2 separate regions of the Homo sapiens genome follow, and region 2 is linked to region 1. A link is an interaction called in ENCODE POLR2A ChIA-PET data of the cell type or tissue named here. Cell type or tissue: PC-3. All regions are shown on one strand. Each heading gives the region's core, and the rest is flanking DNA. Links, peaks and the distances in the headings are about the cores only.

Region 1 (7,057 bases), core at 791-5,790:
GTGTGCAGCATGATTCTAGGATGTGGACTCTAGATGACCGGTGAGGGAGGCAGGGCTGTGACCACCTTGCAGCTCTTTAATAGAGGTGCAGCAGGCAGTGTTGCAGAGTGGAAAAAGAATGCTAGTTTCAGAGTCCAATGTGGAGACCTGGCCTCAAGTCCTGGTTGCCCCAGTCTAAGCTCTGAGATCTTGGGCAAGGCATTTCACCTCTTGGAGCCACAGTTTTGTCATTTTAAAAAGAGCACATCAGTGGTTAGCAGGAACTAAGAAGAGGCTGTTGGGGAGTTATTGTTTAATGGGTACAGATTTTCAGTTTGGGATAATGAAAAAGTTCAGAGATAAGAGTAATGGATGCACAACCATGTGACTACACTAATGCCACTGAGCTCTATTCCTCAAAATGATTAAAAAGATTAACTGTTATGTATTTTTCACATGATAAAAAATTACAAAAACAGCATGCCATCTTCCTTCCTTGAAGTGTTGCCGTGAGCCTGTACTACAGCATTTGTGAAGCGTCAGGTCTGTGTTGGGCCTTAATTCACGGGAGCTATTAATATTAATTTTTTAAGAAGCTGGATGATGACAATAAAGGAGCAGTTCATTTTGCCCTGAGGGTGCAGAGGCTCATTCCTTCATTCCACTCATGTTATGCATGGGGCTTGAAAGCCTAGTAGGATTTCACTGAGTGTGAGGGATCTGAGAGAGGCATTCCCAATAGAGACAATTGCATGACCCAAGGCTTGGAGGCACGCAGAAGCATGATGGGTCTGGGGAACAGTAAGAATGTACATGATTTAATCCCAGAGGCAAATTAAGAAACCTACTTTGAAAGGAAACAATGAAACAGAATCACAGTTACCCCTGCCCCAAATTGTCAAGCAGCCTGGTGTCAAAAGGGAAATTATTGGTTAACCTAATTAGGCAGCCAAATTGCTCATTCAGAGTCAGTAGATTAGGTGAGCATCTCCAAAGCACAGTGAGAAAGGAACTCATTACCAATTAACTCCATTTATCCTCTGCTCTCCTTGGCCCCATACCCAAGAGACTTGGTTTTAAAAATCTATAAGAATATCTATCATTAAGTCCCAAAGTGGTCAAAATACTGCAGCAACCCAACTCATTGTACAATGGGACACCATCTTCTAGAATGGGAAGTTAGGTCCCATCCACTAGGGTAGGGATTGGGCCCCACATTTGATTACTCTGCTGCTTGCCCCCAGGCTCCCAAGAGGACTGAGGAGAGCCTGGTAGAGCCAGAGCCTCTGAGCCTCTCGGAATCTGTGAGCTAGAAAGAACCTTGGAGACAACAAGCCCACCAACTCTTAACCTTCCCTCATTTTCTAGCCAAGGACACAGAGATTTGGAGCAGTTAGGTTATCTCATTGAAGGGTGCATAGCTAGTAAATGTCAGAGCCAGGGTGTGAATCCAGATCCATCCTACTACAGTGTCCATTATCCTTTTTTTTGTTTTTTTTTTTTTGAGATGGAGTCTCACTCTGTCGTCCAGGCTGGAGTGCAGTGGCACGATCTCAGCTCACTGCAACTCCGCCTCCAGGGTTCATGCCATTCTCCTGCCTCAGCCTCCCCAGTAGCTGGGACTACAGGCGCCCACCACCACACCTGGCTAATTTTTTTTGTATTTTTAGTAGAGACAGGGTTTCACTGTGTTAGCCAGGATGGTCTCGATCTCCTGACCTTATGATCTGCCCGTCTCAGCCTCCCAAAGTGCTGGGATTACAGGCGTGAGCCACCGCACCTGGCCCATTATCCTTCTTGACCACCGTGTTCTACAGTCTTTTTTGTTTTATAGAGACACGTTCATGTTAGCTCAACCCAAAAAATATAGATGCTAGAGATGCTTCTAGCTATATCCAGAATATAAACTTCTTTGTCAATATTAGAAACTTCCAGAAAAGAAATTGAACCCATAACCTATTAGAAATGATCAGGACCCAGAGATCATACTGGGCCACTCTCAAATTATGACATGCTAGAAAAATGACATTTGAAGTACATGTTTTAGAGGATTAAGAGAAATATCCCATCAGAAGGTATCTGAGAAAGCTTTATGGAAGAAGTGCTGGCCCCTAGGTTTTGAGGGCTGGAAAGGACTGTAACAGGCAAAGAGGGGTAAGAGGGGACATTCTATGTGGGCAAAGCTTGGGGGTAAACCAAGAGAAGGTTTGTCATATGAGGCTAGGACATAAGCGCGTGCAACTGGGAATAGGGTGGCAGAGTGTACTAGGAGGTAAGGTTTGCAAGTTAGCTGGATTGTCTGTCATTCCACAACTATTTGTTGAGCACCTACTATGTACCAGGCACTGTTTTAAATACTGGGGTTCCAGCAATGACCAAAGCAGACAAAACTGCCCCCTCTCATGGAGATACATTCTAGTGGGAAAATTGATGATGAACAAGGTAAAAAATAAATAACATAGGATGTTTCTCTATAATAGTTGTTATGGAAAGGGGGACAGTAAGTCCCCAGGGTGAGTCTGGGCAGTGTCATGGGGAGGTGCAGTTGTAAAGATGGTAGCCAGAGAAGGCTTCACAGAGAAGGTGACATTTGAACATAGCCTTGCGGTAGGTGAGGGAGCAGGCTGTGAGGATGTCTGGAAGTAAAACAATCTTGGGAGAGGGAAGGGCAGGTGCTAGGGCCTTAAGGCAGGAGTGTGTGTGTGGCTAGTTTGAAAAGCAGCAAGGAGGCCAGAGTGGCTAGATGGTAGAGGAGGCCAAAGAGGGGAGGGAGTAGGGGTGTGTGCAGGCCAGTGCAGGGGAGCCACGGAGGGTTCTGAGTGGAGAAGTGATGAGGTCTGACTAATACTTGAACAGGATGATTCTGGAAGCTGTGTTGAGAGTAGACTAACAGGCAAAGGCTGAAGTAGGCAGCTATTGCAGTCATCCAGGAGAGAGACAACAGGTGCTCAGGTCAGAGTGAGCCATAGGTGAGGAATGGGCAAGGGTTGTAGTTCACTGAGGTGTGGCAGTGAGGGTAGTACCTGTACCTGTGGATGGGGATAGAACTTTCTCTTCCCTGCTCCTCCCCACCATCTTGTTAGCATTGAGGATGACTTCAAGACTCTTAAATTCTGTGACCAAAATGGCTTGCCAGTACTGTAAGGACGGGGGGCTTGCCCCTGATCCTTCTCCCAGCCTCACAGCTACCTTGGCCCAGTTCCGGGTCCTTTAGCCATGGCCTGTCCCATGCCATACCCTGTGCTTTCTTGTTCTTAGTCCACAGCTTTGGTGATGAGCCATATCCCTTGCCCACTCCTCCCACCACGCTCCATCCTGCTGCAGATCATCTTGGTTTCTGACCTTGGTGCCTGACTCCCTCACCCAGCCTTGCCTTATCTTCCACATGAGACTCTTGGAACCATCATTTTTTGATACAATCTCAGCTTCCCTTTAAGCCATAATTTTAGCCTTTCCTTCTGCTTGGTTGCCTCAAGCTGCCTTAGTGAAGTTTGACCTGGGGCCTCCTCCGCATAGCACGAAATTGGCTGGAATTGCCTGTGATCTGGGAGCCAACACTGACGGCTACTAGCTTTGTTGTTCTTAGGAGTCCCTTTAAGAAGTCCTGGCCCAGATTAAATGCACCCCATAACCGCTTCCTGCTGGCAAGCTCTGTGACTCTCCCTGGTGGCAGCACATACTAACACAACAGCACCTTGCTTCTGAAAGGGAAAGGGAGGAAAAGGAAGGCTCAGAGCCATGGTAAATTAAGACAGATTGCATTCCCGAAACTGGGTTGAGACCTGCTGAGTGTGCAGAGAGGTACAGCAAATGAGAGTTTTGTTTTTAATTTGAGACAACACGATTTTCAATTCCAGTGGAGGCAACAACATGCATGATGACAAACTTCCTACCGAAAGATGTTTCAGAAGCATTTTTCCCTGTCAGTAAGCTCAGCTTTGTCCAAGAAGAGTGGTTTCTGAGGCTGCTTGAACTTCATCTGACCCAGGATGACTTCAAGGAAGAAAGAGTATAACCAACATTGGGAAAGGAGCTTCCTGCCTATGGGAGCCTAGTTCCAGTGCCAGATGTGTGGAGTCCAGGGATGAATCTGGTTTCAATTTTAGGCTGTGTCACTAGTCCTAGTGTGACTTTGACCTAGTCACTTCTCTCTGAGCATTATCATAGTTTCCCCATCAGCCGAAAAAGGTCAGTGGAATCTCAGACAGTGAGATAACTTGGAAGGAGGATAGGCTTTGGAGTCAAACTTGGAATCCCAACTCAGCTACTTAGGAATTGAGTGACTTTGTGCGAATTACTAGATCTCACTGAGATGAAGAAACGGAGAAACTCAGTTTCTTCATCTGCAACCTGGGAATGAATAACTGTCTACCTCCTAAAGTTGTAATAAGGATGGAAGGTGATCATGCATGTGAAAGAGCAGGACAGTGTTTTCAAAACTATGGGTCAACCAATCATGAAATAAATTTTATAGCTCAGCAACATCATTTAAAATAATAATAAATAGTCTGGGCACAGTGGCTCACGCCCATAATCCCAGCACTTTGGGAGGCCGAGACAGGCAGATCACTTGAGGTCAGGAGTTCAAGACCAGCCTGGCCAACATGGTGAAACCCCTACTCTACTAAAAATACAAAAATTAGCTGGGTGTGGTGGTGTGTGCCTGTAGTCCCAGCTACTCAGGAAGCTGAGGTGGGAGGATCACTTGAATCTGGAAGGCAGAAGTTGCTGTGAGCCAAGATCATGCCACCGCACACCAGCCTAGACAACAGAGTGAGACTGCATCTCAAAATAAATAAATTAGTAATAATAATAATATAATAGATAGAATAGAGAGAAGCAGAATAAAGTGTATGGCACATAGAAGATAAGTATTATTTTGTAAACTTTTTATTCCAGTTACAGGTTTTTTTTTTTTTTGAGATGGAGTTTCACTCTTGTTTTCCAGGCTGGAGTGCAGTGGCGCGATCTTGGCTCACTGCAACCTCTGCATCCTGGGTTCAAGCAATTCTCCTGCCTCAGCCTCCCAAGTACCTGGGATTACAGGTTCTGCCACCACGCCTGGCTAATTGTTTGTTTAGTAGAGATGAGCTTTCACCAGATTGGCCAGGCTGGTCTTGAACTCCTGACCTCAGATGATCCACCCACCTCAGCCTCCCAAAGTGCTGGTGTTAGAGGCATGAGTCACTGCACCCAGCCAGTCAGTTACACTTTACACACAATACATGCAGTCAACTGTCATGTAAAATATATTTATTATTATAGGTTTTAGTAAAAACAAGCTTAAAAGATGGTAACTGGGGGCCAAGCACCATGACTCATGCCTGTAATCTCAGCACTTTGGGAGGCCAAGGCGGGAGGATCGCTTGAACTAAAAATAACAACAACAAAAAATAGCCAAGGATGATGGTGTGCTTCTGAAATCCCAGATACTCAGAAGACTGAGGTAGGGGCCTGGGTGATCGAGGCTGCAGTGAGCTATGATTACACCACTGAACTCTAGCCTGGGCAGCAGAACAAGACCCTGTCTCAAAAAAAAAAAAAAGATGGTACCTGGAATATGCCTGGACCTTGTGAATGTTAATTCCCTTCCTTCAAGGACCCCTTAGCTCAAAAACTCCATGATTCATGATGTAAAAGTCTTGGTCAAAAACTGTTGGCCTAGTATTTCTAGGATCCCCTTTCTGAGAATGACTAAGTATCTGGGCAGGGGCTCATGATTCAGCTGAAAGAAGATTGACTCCGGGATCAGAGGCTTAATCAAGGTCACACAGCTTGTACAGTGATAAAGCTGGAATCCCTAATTTGTAGAACCTGTACATCTCTCCTCTCTCCTCTCCCAGTTCCCTCCTATGTAAATGGTCATTGGGATGATTAATAAGCCGTAGAGTAACTATGGGCTGTGGGGACAGCAGGAAAAGCATCCCCGAACAGGGAGAGCTGACTTAGGAAGATACAGGGGCTAGATGAGGCATAAGCTGGGTTCACGCACCCACCTGGATCTCTCCACTGAGCACAAAGGCAACTGGAGAGGAACCCAGAGCAGATAGCAATGGGCACAACATGAAACTAGCATGTCAAGAGAAATCTGGCTTCTTCCAACCCATAGATCCTTACCACAAATTTAATTTCACACTAATCAACCCAGGCAGATGGACAGAGCACTGTATAGTAATTGGTTGCTTTCCTTTGACTTCAGTCTGGAAGGGAGCATAGGAAGCAAAGGATGAAGAGGGACTCCAGGAGTTTATATGGGTTTGATACATGAAGCCCAGGAGGCAGCAATTACCCATACCCCACAAAATATCTCTTTCAGGAAGAGCCCTTAGGGATGACCAGACCTTCCCAAAACTCTCCCCAAAGTGACAAGCCTGGCTTCCTCTGATGGTGGGAAGCAGCAGCAATCAGGAAAAGGGGCATTGGACTGCAGACAGAGAACATGGGTCTGACTTCTGGCTGGTGGAGACTATTTAGGAAACAGCAAAGATCTATTATGGCTAAAGCCTGTGAGATTAAGAAAAGATGAGGCCAGAGAGGAGAGCTGGGTTGCATCATAGCAGGAGATGGTTCTGAATTGCTGGCTCAAGGGTTCAGCCTTTGTCCTGAAGGTGATAGGAACCACAGGGAAATTTTAAGCAGGGAGAAGTTAAAGGTGACAAATGCCTTCTCTGATTCAGGTAAGAACAGACATGACATCTAGAGTGATCTTGTTCTTGAGAAGACTACAATTGCCTTTAGCTTTGAATTACTAGCAGTTTAAATAAATAAAGCTGCAGGTCAGGCTGGAACCCACATTCATAATGCATTTGCCCTGAATAACTAACTAACCATGAACTTGTCAAGAACCTCAAGTCCCGCCTCTGCCAAATTTTGACTTTAAGAATCCTTTAGAGGGTGCCCAACTGGTTATCAGATTTTGTTTATAAAGAGTTTGTTTGTATATATAATTACTATCTTCTTGTCTTAATAAACCTGATTTAGTCTGAGTTTCCTAGAAAGCAGAGCTGAGGCAAAGATTAAAAGCTGATGCTTTATTTAGGAGAAGTCAACTCAGGAACATGAAACAAAGAAAGATGAG
Region 2 (7,057 bases), core at 1,076-6,075, 150 kb after region 1:
CTAGGAAATCCAAAGTCCAGGGGGCCACATCTGGTGAGGGCCTTCTTAGCATGTCATAACTTTGCAGAAGACATCACATGGTGAGAGGGCAAGAGTGCGTCAGACCAGGTCTCTCTTCTTCTTATAAAGCCACCAGACCCACTACTGGGGCCCCACCCTGATGGTTTTGTCTCACCATAATCACTTTCCAAAGGCCCCACCTCCAAATGCCATCAATATATGAATTGGATATTATGTTTCCAACACATGACATTTGGGGTACACATCCAAACAATAGCAAGAAGGTTACTCCAGCCTCTCTCTCTTCCTACCTTTCAGTGTCCTGCTGTGCTCACCATTAGCCAAACCTATCCAGAAGCCAGTGGGCAAGGGAGCCCAGGTGATGCAGTCCTTAGGAGTCAGCCTCCTGGGACACAGAAAGGCAGAGAATGGTCTGGAACTAAGGATGGGGCTGGAGGAGGCAAACAGAGAATAAAGTCTTACAGTAGCTGTTTACCCATCCTACTGTAACTGGAGTACATATCCCCTGGGATCACTGGTCCCAGTCATTGCATGCAGCTAGCCTCCCTGGCCACCTCCTGCCAAAGGCCAGCTGTGCTTCCCAGCCATTGTGACAACCAGAAAACACCCTTCCTCATTTCCATACACCCCTGTTTAAAAACCACTGCATCATACAATGAGGCTTTTTCATACATTGTCCCTTCATCACTGTTTGTAAAATGCAAAGCAATTTAATAATCTGAGTGTTCACCGAAAGTTCTGTCCTGACTAAATGAATGAGGAAGCAGAAATAGCCATATTATGACCTCAAGGTGCTATTTTTTATTCCCCATCAGAATACTGGAAGGGGAGCCAGGGAAGCCCCACAGTCTGCTGTCCTCTGTGGGCCCTTCCTTGTGTGTGAGTCCATCTGGGATTTCAGGCCAAATACTGTTTAGAAGCCTTGAGCACTGGCCGTGACATAGGACTAAAGTGAGAATGAACCGAAACCATTTTGTCCGGAGAAGGAGTGAATAGGCAGAGAAAACACTACAAAAAGTGTGACCCCTAGCCTCATGTTCAGACTGGTGGTTACATTGTGGACTTCATTGTTTTGATCCATTCTAGGTTCAGGTAACAATAATACTGATTGTTTTCTCTAACTCTTGCACAAGACTTTACAGTTTGCAAGGTGCTTTCATACACATTTGACAAGTGAAGAAACTGAAACTCAGGTTAAATAAAGTGCTTGAGATTCTACAGCTTGAAGGAGGCAGAACTGAGACTGGAAGTCAGGCTATCAGATTCCGACTGCTGACTGTGTTGATAAAGAGCTTTCCGGCCTTCATAAATTGGTCGTGTAGGCCAAGATTCATTAGCTAAGCTCTCAGCACTGCTACATCACCATCCCATGTCAGTGGTAGTCGATGGCATTTTAATGGAAGCCAAATAACTCTTTCTGTTGGCATTCTCAGGCAGCTGGAGTTTTTGTTTTATGATAACTAAATACCATCATCTTTCATATCTGACAATCTTTAGGACCCAATTAATGACTGCAGTGTATGCTTGGGTCATCATTAGCTCCGTAGCAAGGAGACCTTCAGGCACCTGTCTGCCATTTGCAGGGCTGGATGTGGGCACTCAGCCTGGCACCCTTTCTTGGAGCCAGAGCTGTCCTTAGATCACAGGGCTATTGACATGATTGAGTTCCTTGCCTGAGCCAAAGCTCTGGAAGTTTATGGCTTTTTCTCATGAATGTGATCTTATAAAAGAATAGTGGTAGACTCCACTGGAATCTTTCCACGAGGGAGGCACCCTGCCATCAGTCTAGGGGGTTCTTATAGCCTGTCCCGGCCTGGTTCATCCTCCACGTGGCCACCAGAAATCTTCCTCACATACTAATGTGACCCCCCACCCTCTGGATAAAGGCCAAGGTCTTTAGCCTGGCACCTCCAGGAAGTGACCACCTGGGCCTGCCCCAGTGTCTCTACCTCACCCGCAGCCACTGTTTTCACATAGCCATTTCACTCTAGTTATAAAACTGTCCCCAGCTGGCCTTGCTTCTGAACCCTTGCACATGCATTATCTTCTGCCTAGAATGCCCCTCAGACATAGGTCTCATGTCACTTCTCAGAAACCTTTCCTGAGCCTGACAGTCAGTCTGGCAGCTGCCCTCCATACCTGTGGTGCTCCCTGGGGCTGTGGCGTATGCCGATAAGAATTATTGTGGTCGACACTTGGAAAGTGCTCAGTATGTGGCAGGCCTTGATGTAAGCACCTTACCTGCATTCACTCATTGAATGCACACAAAAAAGAATGTTTAACAGTAGGGTCTATGGAGGCAGACTGCCTGAGTTCAAATTCTGGCTCCACCAATTAAAGGTTTCGAAATCCTGGGCAAATTGCTTAGCCTTTATGTGTCAGTTTCCTCATTTACAAAACTGGGAGTAATAACAGTACCTTCTTTACAGAGCTGTTATAAGGATTAAATAATCAAAGTACTTAGAAAGTATCCGGCAAGTAGTAAATACTCAGTAAATGTTAACTAATGTATGCGATGATGATGCTGATGTGTAATTTTATCATCACCAGTTTGTGTAGTATATATCTGTTTGTATATCCATTTTCTTTACTAGACTATGAGCATCTCAAAGTCAAGGACCATATTTGTTTTATTTCTCAATCTCTATGTATTCAACCTACGGTAGTCCATATTCTTTCTCTTCCTTTTATTGCCATTACTATTATATATACATTTTATAGATGAATGACTAGAGGCTCATAGAGGTGAATGTAGCCAGTAGGAGACAGAATTAAGGTCTAGGTCTGTGAGATCCCCGAGCTCTGCTCTTGTATCTTTGCCAGCTGTCCTCCCAACCACTGACTACTTGTCAAGGATGAGGCTTATCCCCATCTTTTAATCCATCAAGTCCCTGCATACAACAAGGGGCTGTTTAATATTCCTGGCTGATTAACACTAGGGCCTTCTCCTTATGGCACACCTTCAACCCAGGGCAGAGAGGTATGGATTTGGGTAGCAGCCCCTGCCTGGTTTGCTCTGAGATGCTAGTCTAATGCAGAAAGGAGCTTTCATCTTTGAATACATGGTGAGCCCATGTGTCTGGTTTTATTCTGAGTGTCAGGGCTACAGCCATTCTCATCAGTTTCTGAACTGCAAGTTCAGCTACAGGCACCCTCCTGCGACTAGAGCTCCTAGGAGCCAGCAGGTTGTCCAGAGTGGGATTCAGTGTAATAAAATAGTATCACACTTCTGTTAGATATGTTCTGCTCTTTTTCTCTCAAGGTTTTTTGCTTTGGAACCCCTGTTGTAAACGCTGAAGAGTGATCACCATGGTGATGATTCAGGGCTTTGCGATTTATTCATTCAACATGACTTTATTGTAATTGTGGAATTAATAGTTACCATTTTTCAGAATTCCTATATTCCAAGCATGGTGCTAAGTACTCACATACATTATCTCTTTTAATTCTCATAACAATCCTATAAGGTGGGCGTTATTTCCATTTAGTGATAAGAAAACTAAAGCTCCAGAGAAAGTAAGTGACTTGATGACAGTCACACAGCTTCTAAGTGGCAGAGCCAAAACTTGAACTCAGGGCTCTCTGACACCAAAGCCGAGTCTCTTTCTCTTACATACGGCTCTGCCCAGCATTGTAAAGGAGCCTCACTATGATCTTGGTTCAGGGAGGTGCAGCCAGGAGGTTTCGGTGTTCAGGATTTCTGTGCATCTAAAATGAAAACTGCCTAACGTGTTGGAGGACACTAGTAACTGCAAATATATTTAAGAACTTGTAGGAAGCAAAGAAACTTCCTGGAAAACCAGGCTTGCAAAACTCAGGTAAGCAAGTGACCTTTACTGGCAGTGGTGTGCACAAATAGCAGTAAAATGACTCACATTTGGGCTTGATTCACAGATATACTTGGTAGCTATATCTGTAAGAAGAGGGTATAAATTGGAATTTCCATCACAGCTTTGCAAGTGTACCAATGTGTACTCCCAGGTAGCGTGAGAGAAGCAACTGCTTGTGCAGGCAAAAAGCCCAACTACCTGAGTTGTTGTTCTTTCCCCGACATTCTGTAAATATTTACTGAGGGCCTACCATGCATCAGGCACAGCTCTGTGCGGACGCTGGGGATATGGAAAGAAATGACACATGGGTCTTTCCCTCAGGGCTTAGTAGGAGTTGATGGTACCCATGGCTCTTCATCCTCCAGAAAGTGGTGAAGTAGGAAAGTGTGCCCTTTCACACACACACTGACCAAGGACCGAAGAGAAGTGAGTTGTTGCAGGTCACCCAGCCAGTAAATAGAAACTATAAGAGAGTTCTCTCTTAGGCCATGTTTATCTTGTTCACTGTTTTATTCCCAATACCTAGTGTACAATACTTGGCACAGAATAGGCATTCAATAAATGCTGAATGGGTGAACTGATTCTGAGATTCCCTCCAAAGACGAGGGTGCATATTTGTCGGGGGATAAAAGAAGTCTCCTCTGTAGCCTCTCACCTCTGTCTTCCCTCCTGGCCATAGGAGCAAAAAAAAAAAAAAAAAAGGAGTCCATTCAGACCAGAGGAAACATTTGCTCTTTGGGAAGTTAATGTTTCTTTCTGGGGTTTGTGAGTGAGGTTTCCATTGCTGAGCTCCCAAATACAGAGCTTTTCCTTTGGGAACCCAGGAAACATCAAGGTCCCCTTTCTTAACATTCTCAAGCTAGAAAGGGTGAGGGAAGGGAAATAAAGGGCCTAGCTCAAGCCTCTGCAACTCTGGCTCCAGGCAAATAAGTGAAGGCCTGCATAGACCCATGGTCTAGCAGGCCCAGAGTGGTCTACTATGATTTTTTGCACACAAATTGCCCCACATGAACCTCACTTGCTTGCACTGACAGCTCAGGCCATTCACATGGCTATTCATTCAATAAACTTAATTGAGCATCTGCTCAGTTCTAGGCTCTGTGTTCACCCAGCACAGAGAAGAGAAGATAGGGACTTTCACACCTCCCAGAGGAGGCAACATGTGGACATCAGTATGCATGCTCTTGGGGAGGAAATGAAAATGAGAGGTCTGGGTTGCCTGCTGTCAGCATTCAAGAGGAAAAGGACAGATCAAGGAAGTCTTTCTGGACGGGGAGGCAGTTGAGCTGAGAGCTCAAAAGATAGAAAGGATTTGGCCCAGAACATTCCTTGTCCCCATAGAAAACATTCCTTGTCCCCATAGGAGAATTTCCTTTTAGAAGTTAGTTTTTAGACCTGGACCAGTGATCTTACTTAAAATTTCATCATTGCAGGACTTTTGACAGTTCTCCTGAACATTTATCAAGCCAGAGCCTGGTGTCCCCATTAGTCACAAAGCAAATGTCTGTAGGCTTGCCTGCCTCAGACATCAGATGCTACTGTCTTCACTGAGGACCTTTTTCCTGCATTTAGCCATGGACAGACATTCCAGGAGGTGTTTAAGTTTTATGCAAAGGCACCATGGTTTGGTAGACTGAATTTGGCTTTTGTGTTTATGAGAACTGACTAGTTTTGTAAGCCTCAGCGTCCTCATCTGTAAAATGGGAATACAAATACTGCCCCCGAAGGGTTGTTGTGAGCATTAGAAACGTTAAGGGTTTGAAAGCACACATTACAGATGCTCCAATACATAGCAGAAACTATATCAATTAAGTAAAATGCCATGAGGTTGACTCCTAGGACCAGAGCAGGAGCAAGGACTGGGTCACACTTCTCTGCTGGCCTCTTGATAACCATTGGACAGTAGTGGTTCAGCCACTGCCTCCCACTGCTCTGGTGAACTACTGCCAGCAGCCTGAAAGGCCAAGGCTGGGAAGAACATTCAGTCAGCCCAAGAGGCTGCTTCTGCTGCTGGCTTCTGTCCCAGGCTCTGTCTGTCTCCACCGAAGTGCCACCTGAGGACAGCTGGACAAAACAAATGACCCTGCACATTCTCACCTTCTTTCTCGTCCAATACTCCCTGTTCTCTGAGTGGGACACCACTCTGCCTGGACAAGTTGTATTCGCCTGCCAGGTTCTCTCCCTTCCCAGCAAGGAACATCCTTGCTAGTTCCCTTCTGGTCCAGCACTACAGAACTGCATATCTTCAGGGAGTACCATTCACATTCTGTCACCTTCCTGGGGACCCTCCTTGTGGGAGTTGAGGTTTTGGCCATTCAGATGGTCTCAGTACATCTCCTGGCCTCGGAGGAAAAATGTGGCTGGAGTGGAGGATGCATGATGGAGCTGATGGGAGAAGAGGCTGGAAGACATGGATCGGATTCCGGAGGGTTTTGTATTAATAAGCCAGGTGTGGGCTTTATGCCGAAAGTAGCAGCTTGTAATAAGGAAGTGATCCACTTAGAGGGGTTCCTGTTTCTTTCTCCCTTCCACCCCTAACTCCCCTTTCCCGAATTCCCCACCAGATTGGCTTTGTACCTCTTTGGCATAAAAGGTTGATTTACTCAAAAAGCAGAGTGATGCATCTTACACTAAAAAAATCCATAACACTAATGGTGCTTCATACTTGACTGTGCTTGATGATTTCCAAAAAGCCTTCTCCCTATCCAAGGAAGAGCACAGCTTTTGGAATATTGCTGTTCTTTCTGATTCTTAGTCTCCTCTATAAAATACAGAATTCTCATGAGGAACAAAGGAAGCAGAATACTTCAGAAATATTTATTTCCTACCAATTGCCTCATTTGATCTCACAGTAGCCCTGTGATCCCCCAAATAAACTATTTCCCCTATTTTACAGATGAGAAAACTGAGGCTTAAAGAGGTTAAATGACTTGTCCATGCCCATGTGGTTAATAAGTGGTAGAATCTAGGTTAGAATCTAATTTCTTGGCCTCTTCACCACCCGCATAATATCATCTGCTTTGAAAGACTAGGCTTTCTGTGAGCATAGCTTAGATGGATGGTGAAGATTTACCTCCACAACTTGCCTCATTTGTGGTATCACCAGAAATTGTATTTGTTTTCTTTCTTTGCCAATAACACCTACTTAGCCACAAACCCTTGGGCACTTTACTTACCTGCTCCAAGTCTACGTTTTTCATCTATAA

Evidence for each region. ChIA-PET counts read pairs that join two places held together with the same protein. Peaks named below come from ENCODE experiments on the same cell type or tissue, not always from the same donor. Only the 100,000 strongest peaks of a DNase experiment are listed, where the experiment ranks them.
Region 2: POLR2A ChIA-PET joins it to region 1 with 5 read pairs; 2 of 35 experiments call an interaction of 5 or more read pairs at or near these places.

The regions. Positions count from the first base shown.
Region 1 is chr11:79,052,970-79,060,026 of GRCh38, reverse strand. The region is part of intron 6 of TENM4 (teneurin transmembrane protein 4); the gene reads left to right. Among named protein-coding and RNA genes, the nearest start is that of TENM4-AS1, 37 kb to the left of the region's middle. RefSeq lists an enhancer at 1-346. In PC-3, for the core only: a CTCF peak has its summit at 3,666; a DNase peak (open chromatin) is centred at 5,136.
Region 2 is chr11:78,904,740-78,911,796 of GRCh38, reverse strand. All of the region lies in intron 6 of TENM4 (teneurin transmembrane protein 4), which reads left to right. Among named protein-coding and RNA genes, the nearest start is that of TENM4-AS1, 190 kb to the left of the region's middle. In PC-3, for the core only: no CTCF peak of the experiment used is centred there; a DNase peak (open chromatin) is centred at 3,986; H3K4me3 peaks cover 1,194 bases; H3K27ac peaks cover 4,259 bases.